Linked DNA regions of Homo sapiens: region 2 is linked to region 1. A link is a contact called in ENCODE POLR2A ChIA-PET data. All regions are on one chromosome and are shown on one strand. Each heading gives the region's core, a stretch centred on a gene start or an enhancer-like site at or near the end of the contact. The rest is flanking DNA. Distances are from core to core; before and after follow the strand shown. Region 1 holds the start of CASC3 (CASC3 exon junction complex subunit). Region 2 holds the start of KRT19 (keratin 19).

Region 1 (7,750 bases), core at 1,592-4,091:
ACCTCCCAGGCTCAAGGGATTCTCCTGCCTCAGCCACTTGAGTAGCTGGAATTACAGGCATGCGGGACCATGAGCTGCTAATTTTTGTATTTTTAGTAGAGATGGAGTTTTGCCATGTTGGCCAGGCTGGTCTTGACCTCCTAGCCTCAAGTGACTGGCCCACCTTGGCCTCCCACAGTGCTGGGATTACAGGTGTGAGCCATCGCGCTGGGTTTAGATCTTATTCATTCTAATTACTATTCTTTTTGTACCCCTACAGCCTTTCTTTTATTTATTTATTTTTTTTTTTTTGAGACAGAGTCTCACTCTGTCACCCAGGTAGCAGTGCAGTGGCATGATTTCAGCTCACTGCCACCTCCATCTCCTGGGATCAAACGATTTTCGTGTCTCAGCCTCCCAAGTAGCTGCGATTACAGGCATGCATCACCACACCAAGCTAATTTTTGTATTTTTTAGTAGAGATGGGTTTTTTTTTTTGAGACGGAGTCTTGCTCTGTCACCCAGGCTGGAGTGCAGTGGCACAATCTCAGCTCACTGCAAGCTCCGCCTCCCGGATTCACACCATTTTCCTGCCTCAGCCTCCCGAGTAGCTGGGACTACAGGCGCCCGCCACCACGCCCAGCTAATTTATTATTATTTTTTTTTGTATTTTTAGTAGGGACGGGGTTTCACCATGTTAGCCAGGACGGTTTCGATCTCCTGACCTCGTGATCCGCCCGCCTGGGCCTCACAAAGTGCTGGGATTATAGGCGTGAGCCACCGCGCCGGGCCAGAGATGGAGTTTCACCATTTTGGCCACGTTGGTCTCAAACTCCTGGCCTCAAGTGATCCGTCTGCCTCAGCCTTCCAAAGTGCTGGGATTACAGGCGTGAGCCACTGCTCCCGGCCCCTGTGGGCTTTCTTGACTGTTGTTCTCTCTGCCTAGAACACATCTTACCCAGCCAACTGTTTAATCTTTCCCGACTGCCTAAGATGGATTCAGTACCCAGCTGTAACACCCTACTTAGCCCTATCCCAGTGCTATCCCCTATCAGCAAGTGGTACAATTGCTTGAATGTTTGTCTGACTTCCTTATTGAGTTGTAAGATCTCTAAAGATAGGAATTTTGTTATAGTGTTCACTATTCCATCCTCAAGGGCTTAACAGATTCTAAAATGTAGTAACAGTTCTAAAAATGTATAGACAAAATCTTTGATCCACCATCCAATTCCCCCTATATATAATCCCATTACCAGAACTCAGGAGTCCACTCAACAACCCAGGAAACAAACACTTACTCTGATGGCATCTCTAGTAGTTTATCCAAAAGACAGGAAACTTTCTCCTAAAAACAGAAAAATCCCCACCTATAAAATGATGGATGCTCTTGGCACAAAACATTCCGAATCCTACCCTTTCAAAGTCTTCAGATAGATTTGGAAAAAAATAACCAATTGGCTGGCTTCTCAACCTACACTGCATAAAACAAACTGTCAAACATCTTTCAGAGGACTTCAAGATATCCTCACTCTCTTATTTAGAACCTCATATTCTTCAGACAGGAAGAGAAGCCAACTAACAGTATAACACCTGTGGCTTGAGACGGCGTGCCCCAAGTTTTCCCTAGGTCTAAAGTGAACAAGACCTTCTGTAACACTTTTTCAGAAGCATAAATGAAGAATACACAAGAGGATAAACACGGAGGTCATGGTACGTTTGCAACGAAGGTGTGTACACGTTTTTAAAAAGCATTTCTGATCTATACCATAGGAAAAAACCTGTCATACTCACTTCCGAGTCTTCTGCACTTTCATAATCCGAGAGAACAGCTGAAATAAAACAGAAATATGTGGAAAAAAAGAAACCCAGAAACATTTTTTGGCTGCTTATTACAGGTCAGACTAAGAGTCTCATTTAATTCTGACATCAACCTACAACGTGGATAAAATTATAGTCCCCACTTACAAAAGGAGAAACAGGCTCAGAGGGTAACTTGCTGAAGACTATACTGCTAAAGCCTATGCTCTTAACCACTATGTTACAAAAAGGCACTCTGTGGCCCTAAATCCGTGACAGTGTGTGAGAATGTCGATGTTGGAAATAGATGACCTGAGTTTATGTTAAAAAAAACTCTTGTCCTAATGGGGTAAAAGATGCTACTCACCATCACCTTCAATGCCATCTTCACTCTCCTGAAAGAAAGCAGAAGACATGGGTTAGTTCTGTGATTTCCAGAGGTGGGGAGCCCAATAAAGAAATGTGGGTGAAAAGCTGAAGATTCAGCACAAAATGGTTGGAGAGGGAGACAGAGATAGGTAAATCTTTATCAAGTAGTAGCCAAGGCAGGTCTGGTCTCCTTCCCTCCAGCCCCGACTTCTGAATAAAACATCCGCTTTCCATCTCCAGCGGCTCTACCATCCTCCCAGAAACCCCCAATCCTTCTTCTTCCCTTGGAACTCCGGATGCAAACTCGCATTGGGATAACTCCCCTTTTCTCTCAAAAACAAAAAAAAGTCCCAGTATCTACTATCAACTCACAGACTACCTAGCATCACCTACACCCCGCCCCCGGCCGGCTCGCCGCCCGGTCCCCACCCCGCCCCGCCTGCGCGCACTCACACACTCCGACTCCTCAGCACTCTTGGCGCCCCCGCTCTCCACCCGCCGCAGATGAAGGGCCCCGGTTCGGCCTCCGCGCTGTGAAGGCAGAGAGCCGCTGCCGCCGCCTCCGGCGCTACCGCTGCAGCTCCCGCCTCCCCGCAACGGGGAGCCGCCGCTGTCGGAGCCCGAAGCACCAGATTCCTCGTCCTCGGTGTCTTGCGAAGCGCGCTGCCGCCGCCGGTCCGCCATCTTACGGAGAACGGCCACCACCGGCGAGGTACTTACGCACCGCGCCCGTCGCAGAGGCTGCTGGGAGGCTGGATAGCTAGTCCCGGCGTGCTACGCGTGCGGCGCTCGGCCATCCCGCTGTGTGTGTGTGTGTGTGTGTGTGTGTGTGTGTGTGTGTGTGTGTGTGTGTGTGTGTTGGGGTGTGTGTGTGTGTGTTGGGGTGTGTGTGTGTGTGTGTGTGTGTGTGTGTGTTGGGGGAGGGGCGGGGCACTGGGCGGGGCCTAGGCCTGCGGCACGTTTGCGGCCGACCCGGATTACGTCTATCGGTGATGTAAGGGGGCGTGGCGCGGCTCCTGACTTCCCTTGGGCAGGCCTAGGGCGAGGGGAATTGAGACTTCAGCAGCCTCCCGGGTTCCTGGCCCGGCCATCTTGGGCTTCCCGAGTGGAAGGAGTCAACCTGTCACAGCTTCACTGCAACACTAGGGCTGTTTCATGGTTTTCTGTTTCCATTTCTCACTTCTACCTACGTTTGAAGCAGGTCAATTTACTGCATTCCTTTGCTTGGTAAAATCACGAATCAAGGTAAATCTTAAAAGCTGTAGTGCTGCGTCAGATTTGCTGCACCAGCCTTGTTTAAGATAACGGGCGAAGGAGAAACCAGTTGTCTGCAGTGAAGCCAGAGGACTTCTTGTTGCAGCGTTTTCTCTGTGTTCTCATTTCCTCTTCACGTTTCTTCCCACCCCAGCCATCACCTGTCCCAAAGTGCAGGCTGGTATGATGCCAGTATTACCGGTTTTGTTTTGGCTTTTTCGAGGCAGGGTCTCACTCTGTTGCCCAGGCTGGAGTGCAGTAGCGCGGCTCACTGCAGCCTTGACCTCCCAGGCACAGGTGACCTCCTTGCCTTAGCTTCCTTAGTAGTTGGGACAACGGGCACACACTACCACACCCGGCTAATTTTTCTGTTTTTTGTAGAGATGGGGTCTCGCTCTTGCCCAGGCTTGTCTCCTGGCTGGGATCAAGCGATCCTTTCGTCTCAGCCTCCCAAAGTGCTGGGACTACAGGCATGAGCTACTGCCCTTGTCAGGATTTTAGAACCTATTTAAAAATAAATGGTCAGTAGAAACAGATGTTGATTCAAAATCCTGACATTATTTCCTTCTTAAGGTTTATGGAAATTATTTCATTTTGGCAAGGCATTGGCCACCATTGAAAAGAATCAGTGTGTTTTCTTTGGACCATTATAAGGATATACAAAGTGCATGAGCTAAGTTTTTAGTGCACCTACAGGAGTGCACGTTAATAATGTATGTTATCAAACAAAGGCCACCATGGCATAGAATTCTTCCCTGAGTAAAATATTTTTTTTTTTTTTGAGAGGGAGTCTCACTCTGTCTGTCGCCCAGGCTGGGGTGCAGTGGGGTGATCTCGGCCCACTGAAAGCTCCGTCTCCCGGGTTCACGCCATTCTCCTGCCTCAGCCTCCCGAGTAGCTGGGACTACAGGTGTCTGCCGCCAGGCCCGACTAACTTTTTATGTTTTTAGTAGAGATGAGGTTTCACCGTGTTAGCCAGGATGGTCTCGATCTCCTGACCTCGTGATCCGCCGTTCTTGGCCTCCCAAAGTGCTGGGATTACAGGCGTGAGCCACCGCGCCCGGCCTTTCCTGAGTAAAATTTTTATAAATGACATGGTTAAGGATCCTGATGTTTATCAAATTTATAGATAACATGAAACTGGAAGTAATTATGAATGCCTTCAGAGATGAAAGGAAAATTCAAGGCCGGGCGCGGTGGCTCACGCCTGTAATCCTAGCACTTTGGGAGGCCGAGGCGGGCAGATCACGAGGTCAGGAGATCAAGACCATCCTGGCTAACACGGTGAAACCCCGTCTCTACTAAAAATAAAAAAAAATAGACGGGCGTGGTGGCAGGCGCCTGTAGTCCCAGCTATTCGGGAGGCTGAGGCAGAATGGCGTGAACCCGGTAGGCGGAGCTTGCAGTGAGCCGAGATCGCGCCACTGCACTCCAGCCTGGGAGACAAAGAGATTCTGTTTCAAAAAAAAGAAAAAAAGAAAATTCAAACAATCTCAGCTAATTAGACAAGTGGCCAAACGTGACAACTTATAAGTCCAGCTCCAAAAGCCAACTGCCTGAGTTCAAAATGGAGGATAATATGATTTAATAAGTGTTAAAGAAAAAGAACCTGGAGGATCTTATCGATCACAGACTAAATTGGTGCAAATAAGGCTGCCAAGTTTAGTGTCTAAATAAGGAAAGTGATAGTCTGCCACTTTGTCCTTCAGTTGTTTAGTCTGGGTCCAGTTTTTTTTTTTTTTTTTGAGGGGGACGGAGTCTCGCTCTGTCGCCCAGGCTGGAGTGGAGTGGTGCGATCTGGGCTCACTGCAACCTCCGCCTTTCAGGTTCAAGCGATTCTCCTGCCTCAGCCTCCTGTGTAGCTGGGATTACAGGCGCGCACCACCACGCCCAGCTAATTTTTGTATTTTTAGTAGAGACGGGGTTTCACCATGTTGGTCAGGCTGCTCTTGAACTCCTGACCTCGTGATCCACCCGCCTTGGCCTCCCAAAGTGCTGGGATTACAGGCCTGAGCCACCGCGCCGGGCCTGGAGCCCACAGCAATCTTTAACTAGGGACTATGAAGAAAGGAGGGATTGGTCTTTTTTTCATCATCCTAGAAGGCAAAGCAAAAACCAGTGAGTTTAAGTTACAAGAAGTTAGATTTTTTGTCAACAAGCAAGAATTTTCAAACACTTAGGGGGAAAAATGTATGTAGAAAAAGTGTTGAAGCACAGCCTGGAATTTGCTTGTCTGGAGTGTTATCAAGGGTAAATCACATATCGGGGTCACACTAGATGACCTCTAATGTCTTTCCAGCTATAAGATTTTGTTAACTTACGAAGTATCCTATAATCTCGTTTCTAAAATTGCTAATTATACTTTTTTTTTTTTGGAGTTGGAGTCTCCCTCTATCACCCAGGCTGGAGTGCAATGGCATGATCTCGGCTCACTGCAACCTCTGCCTCCTGGGTTCAAGCAATTCTCCTGCCTCAGCCTCCCGAGTAGCTGGGATTACAGGTGCCTGTCACCAAGCCTGGCTAATTTATTTTATTTTTAGTAGAGACAGGGTTTCACCGTGTTGGCCAAGCTGGTTTCGAACTTCTGACCTCAGGTGATCTACCCACCTCAGTCTCCCAAAGTGGCTGGGATTACAAATGTGAGCCAACACGCCCGACCCTTTTTTTTTGTTGGGGGTGGGTGGGATGGAGTCTCGCTGTCACCCAGGCTGAAGTGCAGCAGCTTGATCTTGGCTTACCACAACTTCCACTTCCCAGGTTCAAGAGATTTTCCTGCCTCAGCCTCCCAAGTAACTGGGATAACAGGTGCATGCCACCACATCTGGATAATTTTTGTATTTTTAGTAGATGGGGTTTTACCATGTTTTACTGTGTTGGCCAGGCTGGTCTTGAACCTCTGACCACAAGTGATCTGCCCACCTCAGCCACCAAAGTGCTGGGATCACAGGTGTGAGCCACTGCGCCCAGCCAAGTTGCTGATTATACTTAAGGAAGTACACTGGACAAAGAGGGATGAAACATACATTATACTTATACACAAATGGAAGTGAGTACCTTATTATAAAGGGGAAAATAATGTGTTATTCTTTTTTATTGAGAAAATGGATTTCTTTTTCCAATGTTTCAAATATACAAGCAGAATTGTTTGTTTGCCAATAAATATAATAAATTGAAGCAGAAGTTCAAAAATTAACAGCCACAATAGTTTATTTACAATTGAACTCTTTATAAGATATTTACAAGACAACCAATTTTACACATCAGAAATGGTATCAAAAGTTATGAATTACAACACAGACAACAATATGAAATGGGCATAAAACAAAGCTGAAGTAGACAGACAAGCAATTTTTTTTAATTTATTAACACTAGCTTAAACTTTGTTAAAGAAAAACAAACAACTATGTTTTAGGAGAACTGCAGGGCCTTCAGTTGAAGATTGAATTCACAGTGTTGTATCCCATGTAGGGAAAAATAAGACTAATTTTCCCCCCACACTCTAACACACTGTAATTTTGCACTTGGAACTTTGCTAATCTACTGTCCAACCTCCTTCTCAACAAAGTCAAATCAAAGGAGAATTAACCTAGAAGAGGGGACAATAAAATAAGAGGTCCTCAGGGAGAGGGAGAACCAAGGAAATAGAATCTACTTAAATCTGGCCAGATAGCACCTCGTGGATTCTTCTCAGTCTACTTCAAGTCAGAAACTGGGGAGTCCCCTGGGTAGGGCACAAACACAATGGTTAAATTTGCTAACTCATACCCAAAATTAGGAACCCGACACATGCTGAAATCAAGAAGAAACTGAGGGATCAAAGAACAAAGTCAAGAGACACTGATTGGGTCTTTTTTCTTTTTGGACACGTTACGAAGAAATATCACATAGGTAAGAGTAAGAAAACTGAACAGCCTGCCACATTAAAATGATGGAGAACAAAGAAAATCTGGCCCAGTTTTTCTAGAAATCTCCTCCTTAAGGTGTGAGATGAGAGCCCCTAGTGGAATTAAGTCCTATTTCTCTCTACATCCTTGCTGCAATGAAGTTTACAGCAGGTTCCCTTATAGAGAGCCCACTCTCCTAAGCAGATGGAGTTACAAATGAAAACCCATAGCCACACACACACACACACACACACAAAAGGAGAAATAAGAGCAGCAAGATCATCCAAGAATACTACATGTGCTGCCAGAATAATTCCTTTAAAAGTCAAATCCAGGAAGCACAGATCAACATCTCACAAAAAACTTTAGCAGTGGGAGGCCCCTGAGGAACTTTTCTTCTCTTCCCACAATGGTATCCCATTCTCTCTTCGTGCTCCACTGATGGGCCAGCCACACACCCTACATAC
Region 2 (7,750 bases), core at 3,147-5,646, 1.4 Mb before region 1:
TGTTCACTGAATGAATGGAGGAGCGGGTGAGGAAGTTCCTTGTGCTGGTGGTCCCTGGGGAAGCGGAGGCCGTTCAGGTAAGGAGCTACTAATTGACAGGACATGCAAGCTCATGAAGTTTTCCACACATTTACCTTTCCTCTCCTCCAGATTATGAACAGAGCCTTCTGCTTTGCTCATGGACACGAGTCTGTCTCCTCTGCTAGGCTCAACTTGGAGGAAACTTGCTTGAATGGCCCACTGACTGACCAAACAAATAATTGTGCATCAGAGCAGGCAGGGCAAGTTGGGATCTTGGCAGATGATACAATGCCTTCCCCAACTTGGTGGCTCTTTCTCCAGGGCAGCAGAAGAAGGCACCTTGATCCCTTTCCCATGAGAGGAGGGCAGCATTAGCAATTGGGACTGTGGCTTGAGGGAGTGAAAGATTTTGGCCCAAATACCCAGTCCACTACTTACTTGTGTGACCTTGGACAAGATATTAACCGTTTTGAGCCTCAATTTTCTTGACTGTTAAATGGGGACAATAATACTTAATTAACATGATTCATTGAGATAATATATTCAGAGTGTTTAGCATGGAGCCTGGCCCAGTAGATGTTGGCTATGATTATCTACTGTATTATTATCACCTTGGTCATCATTATTCTTGTTGTCATTATCACACCATTCCATTCTATCCAAGGACTAGGTCTCTCACCCCCAGCTTCTTTCCTGTGGTCTCCAATGACTATCCCATTTCTCCTGGGATGATGAAAACCCCCCTACCTTTAACCTCTCCACTCTGGGAACCACCTGCATCTGCTGAAGGATAAGAAGCTTCATGTGTATGTCCAAGTGGAGAGGCAGAGGGGGCCTCAGCCTCAGTGTTAGGAGTTAGAAATGAATCCCAGATCTGCCTCAGTTCAGTCGGTTGAATCATCATGCGACCCCAGGAAAGTCACTTTACCTTTCTGAGCATCCTGGGGCTGGACTGGCTTTTTCTGTAATTCATGGGTTATTAATAGATATTTAAAGATTCCATGGTCCAGTGCACTTGGGAAATACTGGTTAAAGAAAGTTAAATAATAACACTTGTAGCCAAAATTATAGTAACAAATACTATATAAAAATAACATTATATAATAATAATAATAATGCTGTTTGAGTGCTATTTGCCAGGTGTGATAAACCTTTTACAAGCACCATTACATTTATCACTTGAAGCAACCCTCTGAAATAGGTATCCTCCTCCTCCTCCTCATCATCATCATCTCTATTTTACAAATGAGGAAATGAGGTTTCCAGGGCTTCTGGTACTGTGCCTTGTGAAACTCCAAAAGAGAGTCAGAGAGAGCAGAGTTTCCGATCTTATTTGACAGGGATCTTTTTTCCTGCAGGGATCTCATAGTGCTGGGGTTCTGTAGAATCCAGTTGGGGAAGGCTGGGCAGGATCCTCCCTGGGATTCCTTTGAGCTCACCATTCCATACCCATCACTTCTGACCCTCTGTACCCCTCTTCTGCAGACCCCAGACCTGAGACTGGAGACATGAACATTGGATGGATGCTCCTCTGACCAGGTTCTGCCCTCCTGAAGCCAGAGGCTGATGGGAGCCTCCTGGTTGTGAGCACTGTTTCCTAAATGGGAGCAGCAGCTTGACCTCCAGTTCCATCTCTGGGTAGGGCAGCCTCTACAGACTGTTCTCCTGAGTCCTTGATGAATCAGAAAGTGCCAAAGGCCACATACCTCATGGCCAGGCACTGTTTCTGGCCAGAGAGAGGGAACAAGGTATTCTCCCTAGCCCAGCCAACAGTTCAGTCTGGGGTTGACTGCCCTTGGCACTGGCATGATAAGATTTTGAGGGAAGGCACCCAAAGGAGTTGTTTTGGGGGCCGAGACTTCCTTGGAAGGGAGAGCAGGGCCTCCGTTACTCTTGGCTGATGGTCAAGAAGCTGGAGGCCAGAATCTGATACTCCTAGCGGTGGACCTTTGGCAAATTACTGCCTCTCACCAAGCCTCTGTTTCCTTATCTGTAAAATGGAGATAAGAATACCTTTTCCACTGGGCTGCTGTGAGGATCCAGTGAGATCTGAAAAGGCTCTAAACTGTGCTACCCTGTAGTCAACTGTCCTTCTGTTTATGGTCTTAGAGTAGGGGGCTGGGACTCCAAGTGCCTCTGAAGGTTAGGGAGCTCAGAACACCTTAATCTTACGAATGGAACTGTTGATTCTATTCTTTGCCCTTTAATACAAAGTCCCTCCCCAGACCCCCCTATCAGGCCAGAAAAACAGAGCTGCCTATTGGGGCTTTGTGTGCATGGCAACTATCTGGCCAATCTCCCTTCCCGCTAACAAGGAGCAGGCCTCCTCATCAGTGCCTGATAAGGGAATGACTCAGAGCTGACCAGTCACAGGGTGCTGGCTTTTATGGCTGGTCTTGGACTCCCCTTTCTCCCTCTTGGGCTCTCCAAAGACCTTCAGTCTTTCTGCAACTGATTCACTAGTTAAACAGCCTCAGACTGGCCTTCCTGAGGGCTCAGAGCGGTTCCTGGTGGGTTAGGGGTGTGTATTTACGGGGTTTCCTGCCCCAGTTCAAGGATGAGTTGGCAGCTAACAGGTAGTTTGCTGGGAACTTAGGTTTCCGAGGCTGGAGACAAGTCTCCACCAGTCACAGGTGACCCAGGTGATAATACACAGAGAAGAGGGCTGAGCTGGGCCACCCCTCTTTTCATGAGGGAAAACTGAGACCCAGAGATGGGCAGGGACTGGCCTGTCTCCCTTAATACCTTCTCAGGAGGGCCTCTGTTCCAAGCCTGGGTGAATGCTTTGCCATAAGGACAAGAAGGAACCATGGGGACAGTTCTGGGGACGGGGGTCACTGGGGACAGGAACTGGGGTGAGGTTGTTGCAGCGCCCTGTAGTGCCTGGCAGGGGGCATGGCCCTCCAAAGAGATCCAAAACGGTGGGTGGAATTGTTGAACAGAGCAAGGGGTGGGGCTGTGTGGGGAGGAAGGCCCTGCCTCTATTGTCAAAACCTTTACCTTGTGCCGGGCACTTTGTGTCGCTCTGCCCAGCTCATTCAAGCACTCATCTTTATACAAGGATGAGGACATGCATTCAGCAGCCCTCTGACAAGGAGGGCAGGGATTCATCCTATGTTTGCCTTTCAGTGGCAGATGCTAAATGCCTCATGGGCAAGTTACTGGCCTCTCCCAGGCTCTGCTTCCTCATTTTGGAAATATTAAAGCAGCCCAATACTCCTGTGGTTGAATGAACGCATGCTTTGGGGGATGGAAGGGAGGGGATCATCCTGGTGGCCAGGGACGAGTGGGCTTTGAGGGTTCCAGAGTGAGGATCAGGCTGGAGCTTAGTGTTGGAAAGGTGTCAGCTGCCAGAACCGCTCCCTGCAGCTGTTCTCAGGAGACTGTTGTCACCTGGGGCACTGAATGGCGACAGCAGGGTGAGGCAGCTTTGTCTTGAGAGGGCTGGGTTCGTGCAGCTCAAAATGCCCGGATGTGCCCTGATCCGGAACTGGTGCCTTTGTCAGAGGGGACAAAAGGGGAGTTGGGCATGGGTGTTCCCAAGAAGCTGGTTCTGAGAGGCTGTAATCTCCAGTGGAGGGCAGGAATCTGTGAATGCACTTTGTGGGGGGCGGGCTGGTTAGGATCGCAAGCAAGGGGCTCTTAACAGGGAGCACTCTGAATGGTTAATCACTGGGGCTGGGCGCAGGGGCTCACGCCTGTAATCCCAGCACTTTGGGCGGCCCAGGCGGGTGGATCACTTGAGGTCAGGAGTTTGAGACCAGCCTGGTCAACATGGTGAAACCCTGTCTCTACTAAAAATACAAAAATTAGCTGGGCGTGGTGGCGCGTGCCTGTAATCCCAGCTACTCCGGAGGCTGAGGCAGGAGAATCGCTTGAACCCGGGAGATGGAGGCTGCAGTGGGCCGAGATCACACCACTGCACTCCAGTCTGGGCGACAGAGACTCGTCTCCAAAAAAACAAAAACAAAATCACTGGGTCAGGGGTGTGTAGGAATATGACCCCAGAGGGACTGTAATTCCCAGTGGTGTCAAACTCTGGGTGATCTTAAAGGGTGAGGCTCAGAATGTGGCTTCCAGGGACAGGGGTGTCCAGGTATGTCCCTGACGGGGGAAAGGCCAGAACAGGGTCTGCAGAGAGAGAGTGGGGGAGTGCGGGTCGGAGCTTCTGCGCGGACCGGGGCGGGGCACCTCTGGAGGGCAGGGGCCTCTGGTCTCTGGGAGGGGAGGGAATTGACCAATGGGGAGAGAGCCCATATTTGCTCTCAGGAGCCTGCAAATTCCTCAGGGCTCAGATATCCGCCCCTGACACCATTCCTCCCTTCCCCCCTCCACCGGCCGCGGGCATAAAAGGCGCCAGGTGAGGGCCTCGCCGCTCCTCCCGCGAATCGCAGCTTCTGAGACCAGGGTTGCTCCGTCCGTGCTCCGCCTCGCCATGACTTCCTACAGCTATCGCCAGTCGTCGGCCACGTCGTCCTTCGGAGGCCTGGGCGGCGGCTCCGTGCGTTTTGGGCCGGGGGTCGCCTTTCGCGCGCCCAGCATTCACGGGGGCTCCGGCGGCCGCGGCGTATCCGTGTCCTCCGCCCGCTTTGTGTCCTCGTCCTCCTCGGGGGCCTACGGCGGCGGCTACGGCGGCGTCCTGACCGCGTCCGACGGGCTGCTGGCGGGCAACGAGAAGCTAACCATGCAGAACCTCAACGACCGCCTGGCCTCCTACCTGGACAAGGTGCGCGCCCTGGAGGCGGCCAACGGCGAGCTAGAGGTGAAGATCCGCGACTGGTACCAGAAGCAGGGGCCTGGGCCCTCCCGCGACTACAGCCACTACTACACGACCATCCAGGACCTGCGGGACAAGGTGGGCGGAGGCCCGGCCGCGGGAAGTGCAGTGCACCTGCCGCGGAAACCCAGCCCCGCGGGCCGGGCGAGGTTCCAGGCGGGGCGGCGGGCAGGAGCCCGTTAGGACGTGGGAAGGTCCACAGGTGGGGCCGAGTAAAGGGGGACAGGAGACGTGCGGGGCAGGACCTCGGGGCTGGATGCAGAGGCCGGGGTGGTGGAAAGGGGAGGAGAACTGGGCAGGGCAGATAAGTGGGTGGGGCCTCTGGAGGTGGCGGGGGCAAGGTTGGAGCCCCGGGACGAAGAAGGGACGCGGGTCAGCGAGGCCTGAAGAGTGGGAGGAGATGGGACCCGGCTGTAGAGTGCCCAGAGGTCTAGGCCAGGGGCCGCGCTGCCGCAGGAAGATGCGAGAGTTTGGCTTTGGTGATCTGGTCCACCCGGGGCCAGTCTTGCCCCCTCTGCCACCGCAGCGTAGGGCCTCCTGCATTCCGTTTCTCTGGCCGGAAGGGTCTAGTGTTCATCCCTCTCAGGCTTTGGCCTCCTCCCACTCTCCCGCCCTGGGGCCCATTCGTTTAGGAAGAATGGGAGAGCCGGTCGTGGCCCCTGGGCGGGGTAAAGGAGGGAGGCTTGGTAAACCTCTGCTGGGGAGGACCCAGTACAGTGGCAGCTCCTTGTCGGGGAAAGAACGGATCTGCGTCACACGCTCTTACAGGGGAACCCTAAGGGGCCTGAGGGGTAGGGCTTGGTCTCCACCCAGAGGGAAGGAGAAATTTTTCGAGTCGTAAAGAAATGTATCAGAAGCCATGGAACATTTACAGCCGCACACGCTGGGTCTCCCAACAAACAGATCCCCAAAATATTTTCCAGTGCTGTACTCGTGGCATAGACCCAGACCCACAGACCAGGAGGAAGCGCTAGAGATGTCAACAGCCAACAAAAACAGTGCTTTACACACTTGTAAAATTGTGACCTACAGGGGCTGGGCACTGTGGCTCACGCCTGTAACCCCAGCACTTTGGGTGGCCAAGGTGGGAGGATTGCTTGAGCCCCAGGAGTTCGAGATCAGCCTGGCAAACATGGTAAAATCCTGTCTCTACTAAAAATACAAAAATTAGCTGGGCGTGGTGGTGCATGCCTGTAATCCCAGCTACCTGGGAGGCTGAGGCAGGAGAATTGCTGGAACCCAAGAGGCGGAGGCTGCAGTGAGCCGAGATTGCGCCATTGCACTTCAGTCTCGGCCACAGAGCGAGAGTCCGTCTCAAAAAAAAAAAAAAAAAAAAAAAAAAAGGAATTAGCTTGGCATGGTGGCGTGTGCCTTGCAGCGAGCTGTACGTGATCAGTGCCACTGCACTCCAGCCTGGGGCAACACAGCGAGACCCTGTATCAAAAAAAAAAAAAAATTGCGACAATAAGTACATTTTACTACGCACCCTTACGCATTCTTTTTCTCACCTCTGTGTGTGTGTGTGCGTGCACATGCACACACACAAATGGGTGACACAATTCTCACCATACTAAGAGAAATCCCCTCTGATATTTTGTAGCCTATTCTGTTGCATTAAAAAACTACACAATCGGCCGGGCGCGGTGGCTCATGCCTGTAATCCCAGCACTTTGGGAGGCGGAGGCGGGCGGATCACGAGGTCAGGAGATCCAGACCATCCTGGCTAACACGGTGAAACCCCGTCTCTACTAAAAATACAAAAAAAAATTAGCTGGGCGTGGTGGAGGGCGCCTGTAGTCCCAGCTACTCAGGAGGCTGAGGCAGGAGAATGGCGTGAACCCGGGAGGCGGGGCTTGCAGTGAGCCGAGATCGCGACGCTGCACTCCAGCCTGGGTGACAGAGCGAGACTCTGTCTCAAAAAAACCCCAAAAAACAAAACCAAAAAACCCCCCCAAAACACAAAACTATACAATCACCACCTGGTGCCTTGACTAATGAGTGATGACCTGCTCTTTGAAAAACAGAACACAATTACCTTATTCAATGATAAGCTGGCTGTTGTGAATGCGCCTCTTAGGTCAGTAAGACCTCAGGTTGGGGTGAACTTGGATGAGGCATCATCCTAAACTTTAGTTTCCACCTCTGTAAGATAGGAGTACCCACTGACCTAGCAGTGAGGTTCCAGAAGCTATAAAAGATGAGATTCAAAGTGCCTGGCACATAATTGATACTCAACAAATGGGATTCTCTTCCCTGGGGGCAAAATATGCTTCGCATAGTGGGGGGGGCAGGTATAGACAAAATCTACCCCCCATCTGGTTTATAGACCCCCTTCAGGCCATTTAGAGTTTCATTGCACACAGGTCTCAGAGATTTCCTCCCCAGGCTTGCCTTCCTGCCCTCCCCCACCCAAGTCCCCCTGGCTCCAGTTTTCTTCCTGCCCCAGCTTCTGGGCATGGACTGTTTGCAAGGCCTCCCAGAGAGCGGGCCAATGGGCGGCAGATGCTGGCTAGGGCTTTGGTCTCTAGGGTGCCGGGGTATATTCATTTGCTCCCCTCTCTCTTCTGGGAAGAAAGTGAGTGGGCAGTGCCTGTGTGTTGAACTGGTACCAACCTCTGCCTCTGCCTTCCAGATTCTTGGTGCCACCATTGAGAACTCCAGGATTGTCCTGCAGATCGACAATGCCCGTCTGGCTGCAGATGACTTCCGAACCAAGTGAGTGTCTCTGTCCTGGGGGCTGCAGAAGCCAGGACTGGGGTAGGGGTTGGGGGGTTTAGAATCTGCCCTCACCTAGCCTAGATGGCCTGAAGCTAACCCCCCTATGGACTCCTGAACTCTGGGGAGGTAGGGAAGTCTTCAGAGATGCTGAGGAAGCTCTGCCTGGCTGCAACTATTTCCTTTGAAAGGTTTGAGACGGAACAGGCTCTGCGCATGAGCGTGGAGGCCGACATC

The links. ChIA-PET counts read pairs that join two places held with the same protein, here RNA polymerase II (POLR2A).
Region 2: POLR2A ChIA-PET joins it to region 1 with 10 read pairs in PC-9. The contact joins the promoter of KRT19 here to the promoter of CASC3 in region 1. POLR2A ChIA-PET finds 5 or more read pairs at or near these places in 2 of 52 experiments (PC-9 and activated T-cell).

What each region holds. Positions count from the first base shown.
Region 1 is chr17:40,135,628-40,143,377 of GRCh38, reverse strand. It overlaps CASC3 (CASC3 exon junction complex subunit), which reads right to left and starts at 2,841. Exons shown (of 14, transcript NM_007359.5): 1 at 2,599-2,841; 2 at 2,144-2,171; 3 at 1,771-1,808. The coding sequence starts at 2,829. It overlaps MSL1 (MSL complex subunit 1), which reads right to left. Exons shown (of 9, transcript NM_001365919.1): 9 at 6,461-7,750. RefSeq lists enhancers at 2,525-2,824, 2,290-3,230.
Region 2 is chr17:41,524,954-41,532,703 of GRCh38, reverse strand. KRT19 (keratin 19) reads left to right here and starts at 4,396. Exons shown (of 6, transcript NM_002276.5): 1 at 4,396-4,876; 2 at 7,431-7,513; 3 at 7,705-7,750. The coding sequence starts at 4,457. RefSeq lists a cis regulatory region at 1,848-2,700 and enhancers at 2,406-3,103, 3,104-3,801, 3,802-4,499, 4,500-5,199.